Linked DNA regions of Mus musculus: region 2 is linked to region 1. A link is a loop called in an ENCODE intact Hi-C map of the cell type or tissue named here. Cell type or tissue: heart. All regions are shown on one strand.

Region 1 (4,000 bases):
CAGTGCATCCATGCTCAGGCAGCAGGATGCGGTGAATGGCTATGCTGAGCTAAGCTGTCTCCTGTTTCTGTGCCCAGCAACAGGGCCCCCTACTTTTAGAGTGGGTCTTCTCAATTTAGTTAGGTCTAGTTTACGTTTAGTTTAGAGTAGGTCTTCTCAATTCAGTTAACCCAATCAATCTACTTGTTACTTCCAATTTTTTTATCAAGAACATTTTCTAACATACTTGAAAGAATAGTATAATGAATCTTTACATATTTATCTGTTGGTTAAACTTAATGGGATGCTTTTGAATTGGCATGCTATCTTCTGTTTATCCCAGACTGACTGACCTGGAACTTGAGATGCTCCTGCCTGAGCATCAAACGCTGGGGTTGCAGTAGCACCTAGCTAAGGAGACCTTTCTTAGAGTACACAGTAGAAGTATATATTTTAAGAAAATACCAATACGATATATGTTGTGATGAAGTTTAAGCAAAATAAATAATAAAAAAAAATCTGGGCCAAGGTTATAGGCCAGTTGCTGACCTACTATGCATGCAGCCCTGGGTTCAATCCTCAGTATCTCATGAGCTGAGTATGGTGGTGCAAACCTGTGATACCAGCATCTGGAGGTGGAGGCATGAAGTTCAAGGTCATTACTGGCTGTGTAGCAATGCATATTGGCCAGCCTGAGATACTCGAGATATTTTCTCAAGAATCAAACATGTAGGGATGCTTGGTGGAGTGTTTGCCTCACAGACATGAGGACTCCAGTTTGATCCTCAGAACTCAATGTAAAAGTGACCGGGGTGGTGGAGCCAGAGACAGGGTGGTCCTGGGAACTCACTGGCATGCCAGTCTGACCTAATAGGAGGTGTGTGGCACTTCTGAGATGACACCTGAGGTTGTCCTCTGGCTTCCATATGAAGCCATTCACACAGTGAACATGCACCTACATGCAGTAGTACAGACCCTCAAAAAATATGCAGGCAAATCCATGCCTTATTTTGGTATGTTAATTATATTTTTAAATGATTGCATGTTTATTCTAATGCAATTGTTTTTATTCACAGAATATTTTTACGAATCACACCCTTGATATAAATGTACGGTGGCTTGCTGTGCTGTATTTTAAACATGGGATTGATCGTTACTGGAGGCGTGTCGCACCGCAGTAAGTTCTCTCGGCCGGCCCCAAGTGTAACCCATTCCTAAAGAAAGAAGAATGAGATGGCGCCCGTGTATGCCCAAGGCTTCGTCAGGTGTTTATTTGCACAAGCGCTAAAATTGGGGCAGCAGAGAAGTGAGCATGATCTTTGTGTAAGGACGACATGGAGATGTGAAAAGCACCTGATGTGTAAAAGAAAACAAATGTGCTAACCACTGGAGAAATGTATTTGCATAGTTCAACAGCCACATCATTGGTTTTCTACCTGGGTTTGTGTCCTCCCATGTGTGCGTGCTTGCGTGGGTTTTTGCCTGCCTGTCTTAGTGTTCAGTTTCTGAGGATCTGAGGTTTTTCTTTTTTTATTAGATTTTTTTTAAATGTTTTGATTTTTGAAAAGGAAATCCTATATTATATCTGCATTCAATGAATCTTCATTTCTGGGTCTTGCATTTTCTCTGGGAAGAATGGATGGATATCATGCTTTTACAGTTTCATTAGACTAAGCTTTAACTAAGAGTAAAGTGAGAAGGTTCACTTTAAGAATTAATTAACACATAATGTAGTTTATGGACAGGCAGGGCAGACAAGCCTGTAATTTTGTTAGAAAATGGATTTTGCTGAATAAATAACATTAGCTTTGCTCTCCAGTAGGTGGCACTAAAGCTCTATAGGTTATCATTTGGATAAGTAATGTAAATTGTTTTATTCTGAGTATTTCGGAGTGCCTGTGAAGCCTTCCCTTGAACAGTATCAGAAAGTACTGGTGTATTTTTAGGCCAAACTTTAGTATGAAGCTAACCCTTTTTTTTTCAGGAGTAATTGATGGTTTGGATGAAAAATGAAGCAATTGATGATGAGAGATGTGTGCTTGTTTGTTTGCATTTTGGGACAAGGTTTTGCTATATAGCTGTGGCTAGCCTAGAACTTGCTGCATAGACCGGGCTGGCCTGGAACTTAGAGCTAAGCCCTTGCTTGTGCCTCTTGAATTCTTGGAGTACAGGCACGTGCCTCTATGTCTGGCTAAACTAGTCTAAATATAAACAGTTAAGGAAGGAATCATAGTGTTGAATAGTCACGCTGTCTTCTAGTGTTTATTGAGATAAACGTGGGCCTGAAGAGGAACGCACTTACAAAGGTCACAGAGTTGGCGGGTTAGGAGTTGATTTTAGCTGCATATTGAAGCACTGAAAAGTTTGTGGTTTTGCTGTTAGTTATAGTTCTTATTCTGACCATTATTTTCAGAGGATGAGAATCAACTAACTTAAGCTTATGCTATTTTCATACATCATTCAGTTTAATGGCCATAACTAGGTGCTCTCCGTTCTGTTTGAGGTCAAGCCTGAATTTAAGAGCAGATTCGTTGTGAAGATTTGCTATATGGACTGATTGTGTGCACAGTGCATCTGTGAAGTAGGCCACATGGCCTTCCCTTCGTTGCAGGACCTGGTGCCTTCTTCTACAGCCAACACTTTTGTTTCCGTTTTCTGTGTTGAAGATTTTTCAAAATTAAATTCACATGTTGTTACTATTTTGTAAAGACTTATCAGACTGTGTGTGGGTTGCTGTCAAACTCCTTCCAGTGCTGGGAGTGCAGACGTGTGCCACTGTGCACTCTGTATAGAGGAGCCATGAGATGTCCCTGGTTGGCCACACCAGTCTTTCCTTTAGTTGCTGGGTTTTTTTTTTTTTTTTTTTCTTTAAATAAGATCTCACATACTTTTTATTTTTTGGAATTAATGTTCTTTTACTAGCTTGATGAGATGGAAGTTTGGATAAGTTTATTTTCAGGTTTTTTTTTGTTGTTTGTTTTTGTTTTTCTTTTTGTTTTTTTTTTTTTTAAAGATTTATTTATTGTATGTAAGTACACTGTAGCTGTCTTCAGACACCAGAAGAGGGAATCGGGTCTCATTACGGATGGTTGTGAGCCACTATGTGGTTGCTGGGATTTGAACTCAGGACCTCTGGAAGAGCAGTCAGTGCTCTTAACCGCTGAGCCACCTCTCCAGCCCTATTTTCAGATTTTGTTGTTGTTGTTGTTGTTTTTAAATAGTTGTTAATCTAAAGCCCACGATGCTCCACAATCTGAAGCTTTCAGTTGCTGCTCTGTACCACAGGAAGGGAACTCTACAAACCGACCTCAGGTTACAAATCTCAGCTACTGTGTGAGTGCAGTATCCTCCCAGGTTACCTTTAGGCCCTGTGTATTAGGTGTGCATAAACATGAATGTAGGGCTGGAGAGAGGGCTCAGTGGTTAAGAACAGTGACTGCTCTTCCAGAGGTCCTGAGTTCAATCCCCAGCAACCACATGGTGACTCACAACCATCTGTAATGGGATCTGATGCCCTCTTCTGGTGTGGCTGAAGATAGCAACGGTGTACTCGTATAAATAATAAATAATTGGAAAAAAAAACCATGAATGTATTTCATGTTGGACTTGGGTTCTATCTTAAAGATAGAAATATCCAACAATCTGAAAGAAATAACCTGAACTCTGAAATTGATTTCTGAAGCACTTTGGACATGACACTCTGCCTGTGTGGACATTTAGAACACTAGAGTTTTCGTGTAACCATGACTTCAGTTCAGTTGCAAAAACCTAGAAATGTAGTCTTATTTTCATTTCATTCATTCTGCCTACCGATTGGTTGATGGGCGGGAGGTGGATACTGTGTTTTTCCCCTGAGCTATACCCTAGCTCCTCATTAGCATTTTAAACAGAGCATAGTGGCTCAAGCCTGTAATCTCAATTTGAGGCTGAGGCAGGAGGATTGTTATGAGTTTGAGGCCAGCCTGGGTTGCGTCATGAGGTCTGGGTCAGCCTGGTCTGAAGAGTGAGATGCTGTCTCAGG
Region 2 (4,000 bases), 200 kb after region 1:
AGTGAGTGATGGCATTGGTCCACTTTTCCTGATTCACATCATAAAGGTTTAGTATAGAACTCACTTGGTCTTACATTGTTCGTTTCAAGGAGACACTTTGATGGCATTTGCACAAGTAGATGGTGGGCTATTACTTAAATGCCTATGATTTTATGATTTTTGTGGGTAAATTATCTATTAAGAAACTGGTGTTCTTTTATTTTAAAGCTTTGGGGGGAAGTCAAAGAAGTCATCAAAATGTATTCTCTATTTGTGCTTTATTTTAAGATAATTTTTGGAGTGTTATGCTTTTATTTTTTCCTTTTTGAGTCTTGGTATGTATCTCAGGCTGGCCTTGGACTCATGATCCTCCTGCCCCAGCCTCTGAGTGCTAGGATTACAGACCATCAGACCTTGCTCGCCTTGCACGTTGGAAGTCAGAATGAATTAATCAGGTGAGCTGTGTCTAAAAGCTAACACAAGTTAAGTGTTGATTGAGGTGTTTTAGAACATAAGTCCTCAAAAATTAACACTTTGGCTTACTGAACAATTTAAGCTGAGGGAACCGGAGAAGCAGCAAGTGATGAAGGACTTCCTGGTTTTCCAGGAAGGAGGTCACAAGATTCTTCCTTCCCCCACCCCACAAAAGGTGCCCTTGATATGCTTGGAGGAAAGACATGTCCTTATCACCAAAGACGGGCAGGTATGGAGGAATCTGAAGGAGCAGAACTTGTTCAGTTTTCCCTGTCTCCTACTTTTAGCATATACCATTTGGTTCTTTCCTATTTTTTACTCTTTGTAAAAGCTAGTACAAGAATGCTTGGACTGAAATGGTTCTTCAGATCTTTGCTTCCCACGAAAGCTCTTGTGTTATCTGAAACACAAGATTATTTTGCATGCTTTCTTTCCCCTTGTAAGTCTGTCTTTTGTGACGGGGCCCAGACATTATCTTGTGGTAGGTAAAGATGTCTCCTTTTCTGCATAGGTAAAGAGAAACAATTGTTTACAGTAGGCACTCAACAAAGACTGCTCATAGATAATATGCAAAATGGGGAAAAGATAATAGGAGGGTATTTACTTACTTCAGAAATAACTTCACCCCTTTCCACAATTAGACCCTTCAGATTACTACAAAGAGAACACGAGGTTTGGATATCAAAGTGTGCACAAAACGTTAAAAACTTCGAAGTCAACACTGGTGGCCCCCAGAGTCAGCTTCCTGGTGAGACGCTTCAGTTCTTTGAAGGATGCAAATGTTAATTTTTCATAGAACTGCTCCTTGAAGAGCTCAGCGCGCAGCATAGTCAGCTGTCTGCATCAAGGGCATCGCTTCTTCAGACACTGTGTTGGTATGTCTTGTGGAGACAGATGTAGGGCTGGATTTTGTATGTTTACTGCTTAGGAGCAAGTTTCCCGAAAGGGTTTTGCCAAGGTTCAAGGGCTCATCAGCTCACATTGAAAGTTTACAAAGTCAGGCCTGGGATCAAATGCAAACAAGATTGTATTAAAAGACTGGGAGGTGATCAGACTTTCAGATATCCAAGGCGGTTGTTCCAGACTAAGGTTTGGTGCTTTTTGGAACTTTGGCTGTTGTTGAGGAAGACACACACACATACACACACAAACACACACACACACACACACACACACACACACACACATTCTCAAAGATATATTTGTGTTAAACTCTTATTAAGTTTTTTTTAAAAGTTCATTAGGCCATAGGGATAGAAAGCAAATAAAAGACCAAAGTGAAACAGGAACAATGGGGCCCTCTTTGAAGCCCAGACAGATTCTGTCTCCTCCTGGTGGTGGACAAGTGTCTTTAGACTTGGAAAATCCAGTGTGGGAAGTTATTGCCTCAGCAACTGAAAAGCATAGAAGGTCCTAGGGACAAAGTGTTCACCACCTTCAAAGAGGAATGCTGTCCCACAGGGGCTCAAGCCTGTCTTTCTTTTCTTTTCTTTTTTTTTTTATTTCTTTTTTTTTTTGGGGTATTCCGAACTTCTGGGCTAATATCCATTTATCAGTGAGTGCATACAATGTGTGTTCTTTTGTGATTCGGTTACCTCACTCAGGATGATATCCTCCAACTCCATCTATTTGTATAAGAATTTCATTAATTGTTTTTTTTTTTTTTTTTTTTTTTTGGTTTGTGAGAATTTTATTGAGTATTTTTGCATTGATATTTATTTTTAAATTTTTATTTGTTTTTTAAAATTAGGTATTTTCTTCATTTACATTTCCAACGCTATCCCAAAAGTCCCCCCATACCCTCCCCCCCACTCCCCCCCCACTCCCACTTCTTGGCCCTGGCGTTCCCCTGTACTGAGGCATATAAAGTTTGCACAACCAATGGGCCTCTCTTTCCAATGATGGCCGACTAGGCCATCTTCTGCTACATATGCAGCTAGAGACACGAGCTCGGGGGGGGGGGGGGCACTGGTTAGTTTATACTGTTGTTCCACCTATAGGGCTGAAGATCCCTTTAGCTCCTTGGTTACTTTCTCTAGCTCCTCCATTGGGGGCCCTGTGATCTATCCAATAGCTGACTGTGAGCATCCACTTCTGTGTTTGCTAGGCCTTGGCATAGTCTCACAAGAGACAGCTACATCTGGGTCCTTTCAGCAAAATCTTGCTAGTGTATGCAATGGTGTCAGAGTTTGGAAGCTGATTATGGGATGGATCCCTGGATATGGCAGTCTCTAGATGGTCCATCCTTTCGTCTCAGCTCCAAACTTTGTCTCTGTAACTCCTTCCATGGGTGTTTGAGCCTGTGTTTCTATGCACAAATTCTATATAGAGACACCCATGGAAAGTTATCCATGGTCCTTGGGTAACTCACAAGGGCACAGCAGACATTACTCAGGTTCATGGCCACCTTCATGCCTCAGACTCTTTCTGCTGGTGAAACAATTGAATGTGGGTTGCAGATACCTGATAATCTAGTGACCTTGGGTTTCAGGGGTTTATTTATTTATTTATCACAAGGATTGGATTTCTCTCATCCCCAAACAAGACATCTGGCTTTGTTCCCCCTTGGGATATTCAAACACTCATTTCTTGACTGCATTTCTTCATGGGTCAGGATGGAGCTAAGATGGGTCTGGGGAGACGTTTAGGGACTAAGAAGACATTGATGACTTGCTCAGCTCTGCCCTAGGCCTGTATGGTGTGGAAGGTTCCTATCTACTCTCTCTTTCTGGTAAAGCATTTTCTTGAATTTATCAACAGAGTAAGGAAACCCAAGGGTTCTGAAGATTGGGATAAGAAAATTGTTCTGGGGATGGGAAGCCTGTTTCGTTTAAGTAGTAATTTTATTCTCTGGAAATTCCATACATTTATATAATGAATACTGACTATATCCATCCGACACTACCTTCTTTCAGCCCCCCCTTAGCATCCCATCCTGTGCATTATTTTTACTTTTCGTTATTAATAATCTCCTGAGTCCAGTTAGCACTGTCCACATGCAGCGCTATGGGGCCATCCACTGGGGCATAAGTAGTGGTAGTGTCTAGATTCCCCAAGGAGAGTGACTCTTCTCTCCTCAATAGCCACTGACTGTCAATACTACAAATAGATGGCCCCATTGGGGTGAGGGCTCACGGCCCCTCCTCCACCAATACTGGAATCTTGACTTGGTCTTGTGCAGGTAACCACAGCTGCTGTGAGTTGAAGCATACAGCAGCCAGGTCATATCCAGAGGTCAGCACTTCATCTATGGCTCTTCCATAATATTTCTTCATGTATTCTTGATTTGCTTAAGCCTTGTGCCGATACCACCCCTTTTCCCACTCCTTCCTTTCTGTCCCTAACACTCCCCAGCTCTGCTTTTATTTTACCTGGTTTACTATCTCTTCTCCTTAAGTCTACCACCCAGGGTGCCTTGTTTCTAGTTTCCTGGCTTCTACGCACAGTTGTTGCCATTCTGGCTGAGGTGACATGGAATGTTAAAGTATTTCTACTCTGCGTTTACCTTTTTGCTAAGGATGTTGAATGCTTCCACAGTGCTTACTTT

The links. Peaks named below come from ENCODE experiments on the same cell type or tissue, not always from the same donor. Only the 100,000 strongest peaks of a DNase experiment are listed, where the experiment ranks them.
Region 2: it touches region 1 in a loop (4-fold over the local background); 8 of 42 quality-filtered maps call a loop at or near these places.

Annotation. Positions count from the first base shown.
Region 1 is chr13:106,916,680-106,920,679 of GRCm38, reverse strand. Ipo11 (importin 11) reads left to right here. Exons shown (of 30, transcript NM_029665.4): 3 at 1,056-1,156. Among named protein-coding and RNA genes, the nearest start is that of Ipo11, 18 kb to the left of the region's middle. In heart, a CTCF peak has its summit at 1,789 (motif pointing right); no DNase peak of the experiment used is centred here.
Region 2 is chr13:106,719,153-106,723,152 of GRCm38, reverse strand. Gm45940 (a long non-coding RNA gene) reads left to right here and starts at 1,109. Exons shown (of 3, transcript XR_873901.1): 1 at 1,109-1,328. In heart, a CTCF peak has its summit at 1,795; no DNase peak of the experiment used is centred here.